Regions from separate parts of the Homo sapiens genome. Here region 2 is linked to region 1. Evidence: chromatin loops called from intact Hi-C (ENCODE). Cell type or tissue: endothelial cell of umbilical vein. All regions are shown on one strand. Each heading gives the region's core, and the rest is flanking DNA. Links, peaks and the distances in the headings are about the cores only.

Region 1 (8,325 bases), core at 264-8,263:
GTGGTATTTCTTTCCCATTGCATGTCATAATCTGATAGTCTTGGTTACTTAAAAGTATTTACTGTCTGTCTCCCCACAATAGAAAGAAGCCTCTTTGAAGGCAGGCACGCTGCCTGTCTTGTTCTCCCCTGTTATCCCACTGCGTAGCACAGGCCCTGGCACATAGCAGGTGGTCAACAATTTCTGTTGAAGGAATGAATGGGGTGACTGCAGTGCCAGTTGTCATAATGACTAAAAACTGCCAATTGCAGGATCTCCAACATGAAGAAGCAACCTTCTGGCCATCCTCCCCCATGCCTGGGGTGGAGGTTGGAGGGTCTGAGAAAGGAGGACAGGAGCCTGTTGTCCAAGGCAGTGTGGCTGGGCAGCAGCACCCTGTTCTTCCTCCTGGTTGCTCAGCTCGCCCCTTACCTGTGCTATGCATTTGCAGAGTCCTGAATCAGACAAGGAACTTGTGACAAACCCAAATTCCTAGAAAATCCTCCAACTGCAAGTGGAAAGTTGGAGGTGACACTTTTGCCCCTCACCCCAAATCCCACATCCAGTCTACCCAAGCAGCTGTGCTATTCCAGGTTCCCAAGTGAGCCCAGCAGCAGGAGACACAGACACTACCCAGGGAGCAGGGCTCCTCCTGGGACAGTCCCAGCCCATTCCACCTGACTCTTCCCCTGGGCCCCAGACACCTGACAGGCTCTTTGCTCTGGAAATTCACCCTGCCCCAGAGACACAAATGCACATCCAATCCTGATCCAGCAGCCCAGGCTGAGGACGCTCAAGGGACACCCTTTTGGAGACAATTCCTTCCTGGGACCTGATTTCCATGGAGAGAACACTGCAGTTGAGCCAAGATTGATTTTTAAGAATGAGGAAAGGAGGGAATGAAATGCTTTCACAAAAGTTGTGAAGGGAGGGAGAAAGGAAGGAAACAAGAAAAAGAAAAAAGACTCGAGAAGATGGCACTAGACAAGGAGTAAGAAGGATACGTTTGATCTGAGGGGCTGGAATCAGGCAAGGGTGGGAGAGAGTACAAGATCTCCTCCTCTCCAGAAGTGGGCAATGTTATAATTGATTAGTTGAGCACAATCACCAAGTGCTCTTCTGGGCTCTGTACAAGGTCAGTTAAGTAATAATGGCAATAATAGCTCATATTTACCTAGCACTTATTATGTGCCAGGCACTGTTCTCAGTTTCACTTTATTAAGTCTTTTAATCCTCAAGACAACCCCATGAAGCGTTCATATTAACCCTATTTTATGGCTGAGGAAACTGAGGCACAGAGGTTAAGTTAAATTGCCCAGAGTCACACCGCCAGTGGCATCCGGGATCTAACTCCAGCTCCAGGACTCTTAACCACTAGGCTATATTTGGCCCTTAATGATCCAGAGGTAGGTGGGTCCCTACCCTCCTGGAGATCATGCCTTCCAAACCAGTATCCCCCAAACGATCACGACATGCCAGTTTCAAAGTTGGGTGCATAACTCTGCCCATTTCGCATGCGGGGAAGTCCAAACCCACGCTGCTCATCGATGGGGAACTGGAATCCAAATGTGCTGAATCCCAGCATCTTGTGAAGCGCTTTCTAATGAAGCACAGTGGAAACAGGGGTCAGCCTCAGGCCCTGACTCGCAACTGCGCCGAGGCGCAGATTACGGAGTCAGGGAGCCGGGGAGCCAGGGAGCGGGGGAGAGGGAGAGCGGGAGGTAGCGGGCTGGCGCCGCGTCGGACGAGTCCGAAAGCACAACCGCGGTAGGCAGGGAGACAGCCCCACGCCCAGGGCAGAGAGCAGAGGGCAGAGAGCGGCCTGGCTCGACGGAGAGCGCCGCCCGGCTGGAACCGAGCTTGCCTCCCTGGACTCCAAAACGAGCAGAGTTATGCACCCATCTTTGAAACCGGCATGTCGTGATCCTTTGGGGGATACTGGTTTGGAAGGCATGAACTCCGGGAGGTAGAGACCCACCTACTTGGACTGCTGAGAGCCAAGTACAGCCTAGTGGTCAAGAGCCAGCAGCATCGTCTCTGGCCGTCTTTGGCCAGACCCCTTCACCAGCGCCAGCGCCAGCGCCAGCGCCGAGGCGTCCTGCCCGGAAATTCCCAGAGAGTCAAAGCAAACTTCCCAGGAAAACTCTTCGGCTTCCTCCAAGCCTCTGTCACCGAGGCGGCTGCCAAGAGCGCCAGCGGAGTCTTTGCAGCTGCCGCGGGCCCTCCAGGGCGGGAGCCGCCGCTCCAGCGCTCGGGGTCCTCCCGGAAAGGTCCAGGGCTGAAGTTCAAAATTCACTTCCCGCCCAGGCCCGGCTCACCGCCCCGCCCGGTACTGTCCGGCAACCCCCACGTCTCTTGTCCTCTCCAGCTCCAGTTAAGTCCTGGAGCGCCTCCAGCCTGAAGACCCATGCGGGCAGCTGAGCGAATCCCGCGGGCGATCCCTGCGCGCCTGGGGACGGGAAGCAGCCAGAGCCGGCGCACACACACAACCTTGTGTGTGCGTGTGTGTTTACGTACGGAACGCGCGGGGTGGGAAAACAATGGCGAGCCGCTGGGAACTGAACGACTACCCGCTCCGCATCTCCCTACCCCTAGGCGCGATCAGCGTTTGCAGCGGAATCGGGATGAAAAGGCTCACCTACGATATCCCAGGGCGGGAGGTGGGGGTAGCAAGAAGCAGCCTGCGGTGGGGGTGGGGGTGGGACAGGAGCAGCCGGAGCAGAAAACAAACAGGATGCCGCGCTGGTCTGGTCCGCTGGGGAACGACCCTGAAACCGTGGCAAGGGGAGCGCGTCTGTCCCCCAGCACCCCACGCAACCATGGTGGAGGAGCTCTGCGCCTCGTCGCAGGCACCTGAGCCCCACGCAGGACGCGCGCAGGTCGCTTCGGCTTCCCGCTGAGAAATCCTTAAACTAGGCGCATAGTCGGGCTGATGAGAAAGACCTAGTCCTCTGCGGTCGGCGAGGAGCGGGTTGGGGGTGCACCCTAAGCTCGACCCGCGTGGTGAACGCGCGCGCGCGCGCGCGTACACACACACACACACACACACACAAACACACACACAGCCACGCACTGCCTTAGAGGCTGCCATCCCTCTCCACAAGGACCCAAGTCGGCCAGGGAGGAGCCGCCACTGCCCAGCGTTGTTGGGGGTAGGTGAGGGTCCGTCTCTCCTCGAAAAACTTTGCACAGGGTGGAAACTCGCAGGGAAGAGAGCCGGTGGGTGCCCAGAAACGTAGGGGCGCAAGTGTCAAACTTCAGAGAGCTGGGGAAATGGGCGCGACGGCGCGATCATGGCGGGGAGGGGTGCACTTACTACTCAGCCAGGCGCCGGGCTCGGGGCTCGGGGCTCGCGGCTCCGCGCTCCTGCTCCTCCTCCGTGCGGTCCTCGCGGCTGGCAGCCTAGGCTTCCCGCTCACATGCCCCCGCGACGCGGCGGGCGGGCCGGGTTGGGGAGGCTGGGCTGGGAGGGGGCACGCCCCCCGCCGTCGGCCGGGGAGTCGCTGCGGACCCACGGCCACCCTGGGTCCGCGCCCCACGGGGCCCGCCGTCCCGGGCGGCGAGCTTGGTTCCGGCCGGGCGGCGCCCTCTCCGCCGAGCCAGGCCGCTCTCTGCCCTCTGCCCTCTGCCCTGGGCTTGCGGCCGTCTCCCTGCCTTCCGCGGTCCTGCTCTGCGACTCGTCGGACGCGCAGCCGGCCCGCCCTCCCTGCTCTTCGGCTCTCACGCTCTCCGGCTCCAACCTCAGCGCCTCGGCTCGATTCCGAGTCAGGGCCTACGAGGCTGACCGCTGAGCTCTGGGCTCAGACCTGGGCTCGCCGGTTCTGGGCCCGGGTTCCAGGACCCGTGCTCACACAGTTCAGTTCCAAGCCGGGACTGGAGAAGGGCGCTCGCGGCTCGCTGCTGCGAGGCGACTGGACAGCCTAGAGGAGAAAGAGGGAGGGAGACCGAGAGCGCGCAGGGGGAGGAGGGAGGGAGGGTGGGGACTTGCAGAAGAAGGGAGGGACAGAGAGTTTCCTCCTCCTCCCTGCAGCCGGGTCCATCCAGGCATCAACAGCTGGAAACCTCTGTTGGAAAGGGGAAAGCTAAGGTTTACGGGCGGCGGGGAAGGGTGGGGGTGGAGTGAGGGGGTGTAGAGAAGAGAAGAAAGAAGGATTCTGCCCGCTCCCACTGCCCAGGTATGAGGGTCGCTACAGAGAATCTTCACTCCTTAAAGCAAGACCTAAGAAGTTATTGGTCCAGCTCCAAGCCTCCCAACCCCTCCAAACAGATAGCCTGGACTCGGGTTTTTTAAAAACCCCATTTCTCCGGACTTCCCTTAAGAACCTGATCTCTGCCGGGCGCGGTGGCTCACGCCTGTAATCCCAGCACTTTGGGAGGCCGACGGGGGCGGATCACGAGGTCAGGAGATGGAGACAATCCTGGCTAACACGGTGAAACCCCGTCTCTACTAAAAATACAAAAAATTAGCCGGGCGTGGTGGCGCGCCTGTAACCCCCTACTCGGGAGGCTGAGGCAGGAGAATCGCTTGAACCCGGGAGTGGGAGGTTGCAGTGGGCCGAGATCGCGCCATTGCACTCACTCCTGCCTGGGCGACAGGGCGAGACTCCGTCTCAAAAAAAACAAAACCTGATCTCACCTGTAGCTAGACGGATTCCTGATATCTCCAACCACTCCCTAATCCTGTCATTTGCAGCCTCTCAAATAAATCTTATTTTCTCCTGTCCCATTATATGGGAGGGTGGGGGAGAATGGAGAGTTGGTTTCCTTTCATTCAACGTATTTATCAAATGTCTACATATGACCGGGCGCAGTGGCTCACGCCTGTAATCCCAGCACTTTGGGAGGCCAAGGCAGCAGATCACCTGAGGTTGGGAGTTCGAGACCAGCCTGGCCAACATGGTGAAAACCCCTCTCTACTAAAAATACAAAAATTAGCCGGGTGTGGTGGTGCATGCCTGTAATTCCAACTACTCAAGAGGCTGAGGCAGAAGAATTGCTTGAACCCAGGAGGCAGAGGTTGCAGTGAGTGGAGATCGCACCACTGCACTCTAGCCTGGGTGACAGAGTAAGACTCTGTCTCAAAAAAAAAAAAAAAAAAAAGTCTACCTATGCCTGGCTTACCGGGGTGCTGGGGACACGAAGACAAATGAGACGGTGTCCTGCCCTTTCTGGATTCTGATTTTGTAAAGGAATGGGTGAATATACCATTGCAGTGAAGTGGAGAGGGCTAAGATAGGGCAGGCAAATGGGCACAGGGCCACCAAAGACACTGGGATATGGGGACTGGAACTTCTTGGGGGAGGTGGCATCTGAAATGGGTCTTGGAAGGACCTGTGGGTGTAGGGCAGATTAAAGGAGTGACAATCATGGACCTACTAATAAGTCTATGCCCACAGTGTGGGTGGCCAGCATGTGTTCAAAGGTGATGGTCAGCAAGGCTCTGAAGGCCTTCTAAGGGCTCATCCTTGCCCACTGCTTTGCCTGGCTAACTCCTTTTATTCATCTTTTAGGTCTCAGCCTAGACATCAACTTTCCCTGAAGCCTTTCTTGATGGCCATATCTGGGCCAGGTGCCCCATCTGTGGGCTCTGGAAAAACCCCATTTGTAAATAATATGGTAACCATTCATTTGTCTGTCTCCGCCCTGGACTGTAAGCTCCACAAGGGCAGGGATGTATCTCTCCAGTGTGCCTAGCCAGAGATTGGGAAAGAGCAGGCCCTTCATAAATACTTATTGATCAATACTTGTTGATGGAAGGAAATGGGGAGCCACTGAAGGATTCTAAGCAAGGTCTCAGATGGCATCAATCTAGCTGGAGGTAGGAAGGAGGCCAGTGACCAGACAATGGCAGTGGCCAGGGTAAAAATGATGCAGGCCTGAGCTAAGCTGGGAGTAGGGGGAATGGAAAGGAGAAAACAGGTGGGTGTAAGAGAGTGGGAGAAGCCAACATTAAAGGCTTGATGTTTGGATAACTATGGATGAAGCCATCCTAGAAATCATGAAAGGGTTACCCAAATTGCCGGGCGCGGTGGCTCGCGCCTGTAATCCCAGCACTTTGGGAGTCTGAGGCAGGAGGATCACCTGAGGTCGGGAGTTTGGGACCAGCCTGACCAACATGGAGAAACCCCATCTCTACTAAAAATACAAAATTAGCCGGGCGTGGTGGCTCATGCCTGTAATCCCAGCTAATCAGGAGGCTGAGGCAGGAGAATTGCTTGAACCCCGGGAGGCGGAGGTTGTGGTGAGCTGAGATCATGCCACTGCACTCCAGCCTGGGCAACAAGAGGGAAACTCTGTCTAAAAAAAAAAAAAAAAAAAAGGGTACCCAAGTGCCACCAAGACTTTCCTCCTCCCAGACAACATGCCTGTGTTTTCCATATATCTGGTTGTTTTTCTCTGGCCCCTGATCATCTTCAGGGGGGCAACTTGATTGTGGGTACCTCCCTGCAGCTGTCCTTAGCAACAGCAGATTAAGAGAGGAAGAGCAAAGATCAGCCCTTCCACTCACTGCCACCAAATTAAGATATAAAGTGTCTCCCTACTGGGTCTTAGGCACAATACTGTTTTCCTATATGGTATCTATTTGTACCTTATCCCAGTTCTGTGATGTTGGTGTCATTATCCCCATTTTATCTTATTTTTTAATTTAATTTAATTCCATCTCTTTGCAAGTCCCTGAGTACCTGGAATCCCATTTTAGAGATAAGAAAAATGAAGCTCCAATTAGTGAGACAGGAAGCTATCTGACTGAAGATTCTAGATTTTCTCTACTACTGCACCATTTCCCAGGAACAACTATCAAATTTACATGATGTAACCCAGTCAGCCACTCCTTGAAACACTCACTTCATGAGTCCACACTTTCTTGAGTCCTCCCACCTCACTGGCTGCTCTTTCCCAGCCACCCTTTTTTATGTTCCCTCCTCCATCCTGGTCTCCAGGTGGGCATTCCCTGTGGGCTCTCTCCTACACCCTATTTTCCTCCTACCACATCTCCCTAGGTAAAATTTTGTCCTTTTCCATAGCTTTAAGTACCAACTATGTGGTGATGATTCTCCCAATTATTTAATATCCAAGACTATTATCCAACCACACACTTGATGTTTCTACCCCAGGGCCTCACAGACATTGTAACCGTAATGGGTCCATTGCCTGAGGGCCTGCAAGTCAATACACCAACACCGAGGGTTGCAACAGAAAAAGAATTTTAAATGCAAGGCTGAACAAGGAGAGGAGAGAAAACCTCAAATCTGCTTCTCCGAAGAGTTGGGGGCTAGGGATTTTAAGGGGTTTGGAGTGGGCCGAGGTGTGGGGATCACTGTGGATGTCCCGTGACGCAGAGTCACGGGACAGGGAGATGAAGAAACTGCATTCTCATGCTGATTACGCTCCTCTGTGAGGGTCTTCAAACTGGTGGCATCAGCCATTCTGCTGGAACTCAAGAGCTAAAAACATCTTAAGCAAATCTTAAACAAAAGCCTTATGATTCCAACGTCAGTGATCCTATCTATAGGAACAATGGGGATGCAAATCGATTCTTCAACAAAAGCCTTATGATTCTAACATCAGAAATCCTATCTATAGGAAAAATGGGGATGCAAATGGTCAGTATCTGGTTCTATGGAACTTTTAGCAACAAGGAAGTGCGCCAAAGTGCAACCTAATTAATGCTTTTTCTTTCTTTCTTTCTTTTTTGAGACACGGTCTTGCTGTCACCCAGGCTGGAGTGCAGTGGTGAAGTCACGGCTCACTGCAGCCTCAACCTCCTGGGCTCAAGTGATCCTTCCACCTCAGCCTCCCAAGTAGCTGGGACTACATACACAGGCATGAGCCACCCTGCCTGGCTAATTGTTTTTCATTTTGTGTAGAGACAAGATCTTGCTATGTTGCCCAGGCTAATCTCAAACTCCTGGGCTCAAGTGATCCTCTCGCCTCGGCCTCCCAAAGTGCTGGGATTACAGGTGTGAGCCACCGCACTTGCCTATTAAGGTTAAATTATAACAGTATTTCCGCCCAGAACCTAGCATGTAATACTTGCTAACCCTGTGAGGATGGCTTCCACATCCTAACCCTAACATTGAACCTTTAACCATCATCCCCAACCCAGTACCATCTTCTTTCCCATCCAGTAAATGGTACTACCACCTACCTAATGGCTCAAGTCAAAAACCTAGCCATCATCTGTGATTGTTTCTCGCTCATCTAATCAATTTAGTGAGTCACTGGCCTATCTCCAAAAATATATCCCAATCCATCCATTCCTGTCTTTACCACCCCACCCTAGTCCAGGCCACAATTACCTACCACTCAGCCAGACTACAACGGCCTCACCTGCGGTGACATCAT
Region 2 (8,325 bases), core at 263-8,262, 77 kb after region 1:
GTTGACACATAAAATGAACTATCATAGTAATCATTCAAGAGAGGTAATAATAGATTATTTAGACCTTTTCCTCAACAGTCTTTGATTGAGTATATACTAAGTGCAAAGTCCCATTCCCAAGGCTGTTTCATGCAAATTTAATTCTGTTCCATATGATTTTATTCCAACCATGGAACTGACTGTTACCACAGATAGTAAGCTCATGTCCACCGAGGTCTTTCTGTAGTTGCCAGCTGGATGGCCTAGTCTGGCTCATGGTTTCTAAGATTCTAGGTGATGGATGGTGATAATGTTATAAAACAGGTAGTAGTTTGGGGAAGGCAGGGAGGCAGTAGCTGTACTAGACCAGTTGTCTGTGTCTTCAGGAGCATATGGATTACCTGGGGAGCTTGTTAAAATGCAGATGCTGATTCAGGAAGTCTGAGATTCTGCATTTCTATCAAGTTCTCAGGTGATGCTGATGCTGCTGAGCCAGAGACAACATTTTGAGTAGTAAGGTATTAGATGAGCTTTAAGGTCCCTTCTGATTCTCTAAATTCAGTCCAATTCAGCAAGTGTTCATTAAGAACTCATTGTGTACCATGATGCCATGAAGTAGCCAATAGAGGTATGAAAGTGTTTTCTGCCTTCAAAAAGCGAACTTATATTTAGAAAGCTGGACAAATATCCAGCCTGGCCAACATGGTGAAACCCCGTCTCTACTAAAAATACAAAAATTAGCTGGGCATGGTGGCAGGTGCCTGTAATCCCAGCTACTCGGGAGGCTGAGGTGGGATAATCACTTGAAATTGGGAGGCAGAGGTTGCAGCGAGTTGAGATCATGCCATTGCACTCCAGCCTGGGCAACAAGAATGAGACTCCATCTCGAAAAAAAAAAAACAAAAAAACAAACAAACAAAAAAAACACTGGACAAATAGCCACAAGTCCCACAGATTACACAATGACTCAACCTTCTGGGTCAACCTGAGTGTCTAGACTCAGGACAGCATTGTGCTTGAAAATTTTTTTTTTTGAGACGGAGTCTCACTCTGTCGCCAGGCTGGAGTGCAGTGGTGTGATCTTGGCTCACTGCAACTTCTGCCTCCCAGGTTAAAGTGATTCTCCTTCCTCAGCCTCCTGAGTAGCTGGGACTACAGGTGCATGCCACCATGCCCAGCTAATTTTTGTATTTTTATTTATTTATTTATTTATTTTGAGACGGAGTCTGGCTCTGTCATCCAGGCTGGAGTGCAATGGCATGATCTCGGCTTACTGCAACTTCCGCCTCCCAGGTTCAAGCGATTCTCCTGCCTCAGCCTCCCCAGTAGTTGGGACTACAGGTGCATGCCACCACGCCCAGCTAATTTTTGTGTTTTTAGTAGAGAAGGGGTTTCATCATGTTGGCCAGGATGGTTTGGATCTCTTGACCTCGTGATCTGGCCGCCTCAGCCACCCAAAGTGCTGGGATTACAGGCATGAACCACCATGCCCGGCCTAATTTTTGTTATTTTTAGTAGAGATGAGGTTTCACCATGTTGGCCAGGATGGTCTTGATCTCTTGACCTCGTGATCCGCCTGCCTCAGCCTCCCAAAGTGCTGGGATTACAGGTGTGAGCCACAGCACCTGGCCAAAATTTTTATATAAATGCCTTCCCAAGAAATTTGGTCTCTTTTTTTTTGAGGAAGTCAGAGAACTGAAATTTAGTAGTTTAGCCACCTAGCAAAATAACCTGAATAGAATAGTAATATGGAGAAGAAGACCAGCTAGACGAAAAACTGTAAAGTTTATCTAAGCCCACGGGGGCAGCCATAGTGGGCTAAGATACTGAGAAAACTAAGAGTACACCAGCCGTATGCACAAGGGGGCCCTGGGAAAGGACACCTCTGACTCAATGTTCTAGGGTCAGAGTTCCTCTAGGGAGGAACACAGGGGAGATACTTGGTGGGGAATAGCAGCACTGTGGATGAAGATCATGGACACCCCTGTGGGAGTGGCCATCAGGCCTAAGGAAGGGCCAGTGCATACCAGTCTTTTCCCAAGCTAGGACTAGTTTCCCCGATCTCTTAGGTTCATCTGGCAGTGGCGGAGGTGGGGAGGGAAGTTGGGAGCTAGTCAAGGGGCTGGTAAAACTACAAACAAGAATGGGAGAAAGCAGTGGCTATGGGGGTAGAGTGGGGAACACTTGTGGGCACAAAGGAGGAAGGGGTGGAATGACAGGGTGGACCCCTTATGGCCTTGGCTATTATGTATGTGAATAGCCAAGCAACAGGCAAAACCTTTGCTAAGCAGGGCTTTTTATAGTCACTCACTCAGGCTGGTCTTGTGATTTGGGGCAAGGGCAGAATCCACTGCCCTGATGATCCTCCTCGCACACCTCAGTTCTCAGCCCCACTGGCCCAGCCCTAATCTCCACTCTACTAGCTTCCCTCCATGGAGGCCCTGATAAGATTGAGGGCAACTGGAAGCCCAGATAGAGACCCTCCCCACTTGGTCTCTTCCCAACACACACACACACACACACACACACACACACACACACACACACACACCCCTAACCAGGCCAGAGACTTGAGCTCAGACTGCCTGGAGCTGGTGGGGGCTGGAAAAAGGGGAGGGGGGAGGGAAGGAAGAGAAGAATCAAACAGAAACCTTCTCATCTTTCTATCAGCAGCCATGCAAGGAATATTGTTCAGCATGGCACAAAAGCGGCACTGAAAATAGCTGCAGCCAGAGTGGGGCTGCCAACCACTGCCTGAGATAACGTCTACTTGGAGACACTGGTGTCTTTGTGGGGCTGTCAGTGTCCCTATTGTTCCCGAGCCTATTGCCTGGGGAATATTGTTCCCAGCTTTTGTCTCCCCCGGCTCACTTTTGTTTGCCTTTACTTACCATTTCATTCCCGCTCCCTTTGTGCTCTCCCATTCCCTCCTTTGTCTCTCCGTCTCTAAGCCTGCCTGTGGCTGTGGATTGGTGCCCAGGGAGACAATAGGCCCTACCCCCTCCCAACCTACAGCCCCACCCCGAACCACACACACCTCATAGTTCCATCCTGCTTCTCCTTCTCCCAAGTGGCACCCAAGATGTCCCAAAGGCAAGAGAGCCTTGAGGGAGGGTGGGCTTCAAGCAACCCACTCCCCTCCTGGTGACAAGGCAGAAAGGCCATTGGAATATTTGGTTCCCAGAGGAGGTCTGAAATGTCTGATGTGGGTCCCTGACTCTTTCAAGATCTCTCTATTTTTTTTTTTTTTTAACAAATTAGGTTTTTGGTCCAGTCAAAGGAATAAGGACAAGCTCATGCTCCACATCCCCCAAACCCTCTTTCAAGTGCCCAGCATGCACTTCTCTGACCAGGGCACTCCGTTTTCTTCCCCCTCCCTGTCAGCCTCAAGGATCAAAGCAACCTCTGTTTATTTGCACATTCAAATCCAGACTGCCTCCAGTAACTTGACCCAGTCAGGCGCCAGGATGGTGCAAGAAAAGCCCCGCCTGCACCCTCCCCATCCAGCAGCGCTTTTGGCTGAACTGGGTAGAAAGGGGACAGGAGTCTCCTAGGGTCAGAGTAGGGAGTGGAAGAGGAGTAGGCAGTGAGGAAAATTAGACTGCCAATCCCTTCAGAATGGCCTCTGGGTCCTCTCACCTCAATGATGGGGGGAAACTGAGGCATCAAAAGAGATTTAGAGGCTGGCACGGTGGCTCACGCCTGTAATCCCAGCACTTTGGGAGACCAAGACAGGCGGATCACTTGAGGTCCAGAGTTCGAGACCAGCCTGGCCAACATGATGAAACCCCATCTCTACTAAAAATACAAAAATTAGCCCAGCATGGTGGTGGGTGCTTGTAATCTCAGCTACTTAGGAGGCTGAGGTGGGAGAATCGCTTGAACCCGGGAGACGGAGGTTGCAGCAGTGAGCTGAGATGGCGCCACTGCACTCCAGCCTGGGCGACAGAGCAAGACTATGTCTCAGAAAAAAAAAGAAAAGAAAGAGAGAGAGAGAGATTTAGAAAACACAGCAGTCAAACCCGGAGCTTGCTTGCCAACCCAGAGCATAGGCAGGTGTCCAATCCCAGTCCTGTAGAGAGATTCTTCTCAGTTCTAGCTGGGAGAAGAAAGGCACCAGGTAGTGCTTAAGGGGCTGGGTTGACTTGTAGAAAATGCTTTTTCTTATACTTCCCCTGTCTTTCTGCCTCACTACAGATGGGAACAGCGATTGGAGAGTCGAGGAAGCTTTTACTTTGGTGGGAGGCTGGCTGGGAGCAGGGATGTAGTCTGAAGCCAGAGAGGAGGCTCTACTCTCTCATTGTTCTAATTCCAAGGACAATGGGAATATTCTCCAGAGAGTCATTGTTTGAAAAGCTGGAAATTGGGTAGGGGATTTCCGGAAAGTTTGAATGGAAGCCAGGCTTGGCTGTGAGGAGACCAGAGGAGCAAGAAGGGAAAAAGGAAGGGAAGGAGGCCGTCTCTGGCTTCAGAGAAAAGTACTACTGGGCCCTGAGGACAAATCTGCCCTCCTGATTTCATGGCTATCAATCCCAGGCTACCCATTTTTTGTTCTGATTCTTGCTCCACCCGTCTCCTCTATCTGCCTTCTCTAGCCAAGATCAGTTTAGATTCTTAATACTCTTCAAGTAGAAAGAGAAGCAAAAAACTTTGTCCCTGCCTTGGAAGCAAGAATTGAGTCTGATCCACCTTTGCAACTCTAGCCCATAGCGCAGAGCCCAGAGCATATGCAGAGCTTCGTAAATGTGCAAAGAATGGATTCATGAAGACATTGTGGACTCTTGATCTCAGAAAGCCACTTTGACTATCCCTGAACTTCTGGTAGGGTGGGTATGGAACTGAAGGTTTGAGGTGAGAAAAATCTAAAGGTGAGGGATAAGATTCTGGGATAGATGAGGCAAGTGGTGCGGAACGTGGGGTGCAATTAACAGACAGCAATGACACAGCAATGCAGAACAATATTTGGCCTCTAGAACAAAATCCCCTGCCTCAATCCTCTGTACTCTTCCCACTCACCGTATGTAGTCTGAGCTGTCTTTCAAAGATATAGAGGTGATCACTTTTTGGCTCTGTGTAAAACCACTGGTGGCTTCCCGCTGCCTTCAGTTACTTGTAAGGCACTAAAATGGAACTCTTCAAGGACAGGGCAATCTTGATTGTTCCTGTATTCACCACAGGTAACTGGTGCCTGGCCAGCGCTATAGGCACCCAGTAAAGGTGGAATTGAACTAACTGAGAAGAGTGTGAGTCAATGTTGCCAATTCTACAGTGGTTCCTGGATGGCATTTCAAGTTAGCTACCTTCAATGATTTTGATGGTGAGTGTTTTATCCATTTTACAGTTATTGATATGATCTTTGAAAACAGCCAAGGGCCATGAAAATAAAAACATTTACATTTCTTTTTAAAATTGGTACAGCACTTGGGAGGCCAAAGGTGGGAGGATCACTTGAGGCCAGAAGTTCAAGACCAGCCAGGGCAACATAGCAAGACCTTACCTCTACAAAACACTTAAAAATTAGCCAGGCATGGTGGCATGCACCTGTAATCCCAGCTACACAGGAAGCTGAGGTGGAAGGACTGCTTGAGCCCAGGGGTTCCAAGTTGCAGTGAGCCATTATTAATTTTTTTTTTTTTTGAGACAGAGTCTCGCACTGTCACCCTGGCTGGAGTGCAGTGGCACAATCTCGGCTCACTGCAACCTCCGCCTCCCAGGTTCAAGCGATTCTCCTGCCTCAGCCTCTTGAGTAGCTAGGATTAAAGGTGCCCGCCACCACGCCTGGCTAATTTTTTTGTATTTTTAGTAGACATGGGATTTCACTATGTTAGCCAGGCTGTTCTCGAACTCCTGACCTTGTGATCCGCCCGCCTCGGCCTCCCAAAGTGCTGAGATTACAGGCGTGAGCCACCACGCCCAGCCTTGCAGTGAGCCATGATCATGCCACTGCACTCTAGCCTAGGGAACAGAATAAGACTCCAACTCAAAAAAAAAAAAATTGAGTCATATCTCATCTAACTAGAATATGGCTGAGAACAAGGACGTAAGCTAATATAGGCTGCAGACTAATCAAAAGCAATGGCATAAAGAAATATATTCCATTTATGTGAGATAACAAAGTATCTCCCTTACAGCTAGAGATGGCCGAAGAAATATATGTGGAAGAGGTAGAGCATCTGGAAACTTTAAAAGGGGCTAACTCTGGTGGTAGGCATATCTTTTCACCCTTCTCACTTTCCTCTTTGTCCTGTCTGGAATGTAGTTATGATCAGCCAGGCATGGCGGCACGTGTAAGAGGATCACTGCTTGAGCCCAGGAGTTTGAGTCCAGCCTGGGCACGTAGCAAGACCTCATCTCTTAAAAAATAAAAAGAACCAGCAGGGCACATTGGCTCATGCCTGTAATCTCAGCACTTTGGGAGCCCAAGGCAGGTGGATCACAAGGTCAGGAGTTCGAGACCAGCCTGATCAACATGGTGAAACCCAGTCTCTACTAAAAATACAAAACTTAGCCAGGCTTGGTGGCATGCACCTGTAATCCCAGCTACTCAGGAGGCTGAGGCAGAAGAATTGCTTGAACCTGGGAGGCAGAGGTTGCAGTGAGCCGAGATCGCACCACTGCACTCCAGCCTGGGTGACAGAGCGAGACTTCATCCCAAAAAAATAAAAATAAAAATAAATACATAAATAAATAGAACCTGGTCATGATCACTGGATCTCCAGCAGCCATCTTGTGACCACAAAGGGCCACTGAGTTTGAAACTTTTGTGTTAAGGAAGGCCAAACAGAAAAACAGAAAGTGCTTGAGCCCAGATGACTGAGGAGCCCACAATACAAGCTTCAAATTGCATACCTCTGAAGTTTTTTATACAGGGCGAGAAAAGCTTTTATTAGATTAAGTCCTTTAATTTAGGCCTTTGTTATTAGAAGTCAAGTACAATGCCTCACTAATGAAGTACATGAGTTCTATCAATAAAGAAATACATTTCTATATCATCTCTTTGTTTGCTGAACTAGTTGGAAAAAGAAAAGGAATCATAAGAGATATTCCATTGTTTGCTAGAGCACGTGAGTAATCCTGTGGGTTTTGAAAGTGAAGTCACAAGCTGAGTTTGGAGGCAGGAGCTATAGACATAGAGACAGTACATCTGTTCTGTGCAGTGAAGCAGGAGGAATCATTCTGAGTAGCGTAGAGCCCAAGCAACAGGCAAAATATTGCTATAGATGTGTATATGGACATTGGAATCAAGTGGCAGCTTACAGCCAGAAAGAAGAGAAGGGGAAAAACTCTAAAAGAAGACACAAGTGGCCAGTCGTGGTGGCTCATGCCTGTAATACCAGCAATTTGGGAGGCCCGAGGCAGGTGGATTGCTTGAGGTCAGGAGTTCGAGAGCAGCCTGGCCAACATGGCGAAACCCCATCTCTACTAAAAATACAAAAATTAGCCAGGCTTGGTGGTGGGTGCCTGTTATCCCAGCTACTCGGGAGGCTGAGGCAGGAGAATCGCTTGAACCAGGGAGGAGGTTGCAGTGAGCCAAGATTACACCACTGCACTCCAGCCTGGGCAACAGAGCAAGACTGCCTCAAAAAAAAAAAAAAAAAAAAAAAGAAGAAGAAGACACAAGAACTAAAAAAAACACAGACATTCACCAATGTTAATGACACTTAAATCCAAATAGGTATATAAACTTTATCAGGGCCTGAGGGGCATGAGGTTTTTGCAACACTACACAAAAGTGGATGATTCAAAATAATGAGTATATGCCATCAAAGCAAGTCTGCTCCATTTAGTCATGCAGGAACCAAGTTCTGGGTCAAGACAGCAGGTGGAGCAAAGTTGAAACCTCCTCCTTCTCCAAACACATAAAATGAGAGAGGGAATAGGTTTAAAAACTCATAGCCACACTTGAAAACAAGAAAGGGAAATCTTAAAAGCTACTAAAGAGGGAAGACAGATTATTTACCAAGAAACAAGAATCAGATTGGGCTGGGTGAGGTGGTTCAGGCCTGTAATCCCAGCACTTTGAGAGGCTGAGGAGGGAGGATCACTTCAGCCCAGGAGTTCTGGGCAACATGGCGAGAGCCTGTCTCCACAAAAAAAAATTTTTTTTTTTTCCCATGGAGTTTCATTCTTGTTTCCCAGGCTGGAGTGCAATGGCTAGATCTCAGCTCACTGCAACCTCCGCCTTCCACGTTCAAGCAATTCTCCTGCCTCAGCCTCCCAAGTAGCTGGGATTACAAGCACCCACCATCATGCCTGGCTAATTTTTGTACTTTTAGTAGAGACAGGGTTTTGTCATGTTGGCTAGGCTGGTCTTGAAGTCCTGACCTAAGGTGATCCACCCGCCTC

The links. A loop is a pair of places that touch in the nucleus more often than their neighbours do. Peaks named below come from ENCODE experiments on the same cell type or tissue, not always from the same donor. Only the 100,000 strongest peaks of a DNase experiment are listed, where the experiment ranks them.
Region 2: a loop joins it to region 1, with 5 times the contacts of the local background. A loop is called at or near these places in 7 of 110 quality-filtered maps.

The regions. Positions count from the first base shown.
Region 1 is chr1:204,068,682-204,077,006 of GRCh38, reverse strand. It overlaps SOX13 (SRY-box transcription factor 13), which reads right to left and starts at 3,892. Exons shown (of 14, transcript NM_005686.3): 1 at 3,296-3,892. RefSeq lists enhancers at 1,135-1,826, 2,521-3,213, 7,839-8,325. In endothelial cell of umbilical vein, for the core only: no CTCF peak of the experiment used is centred there; DNase peaks (open chromatin) are centred at 2,186, 3,376 and 3,866; H3K4me3 peaks cover 2,998 bases; H3K27ac peaks cover 2,298 bases.
Region 2 is chr1:203,991,388-203,999,712 of GRCh38, reverse strand. LOC105371689 (a long non-coding RNA gene) reads right to left here and starts at 2,927. Exons shown (of 3, transcript XR_922443.4): 1 at 2,871-2,927. RefSeq lists an enhancer at 2,613-3,176. In endothelial cell of umbilical vein, for the core only: no CTCF peak of the experiment used is centred there; a DNase peak (open chromatin) is centred at 4,322.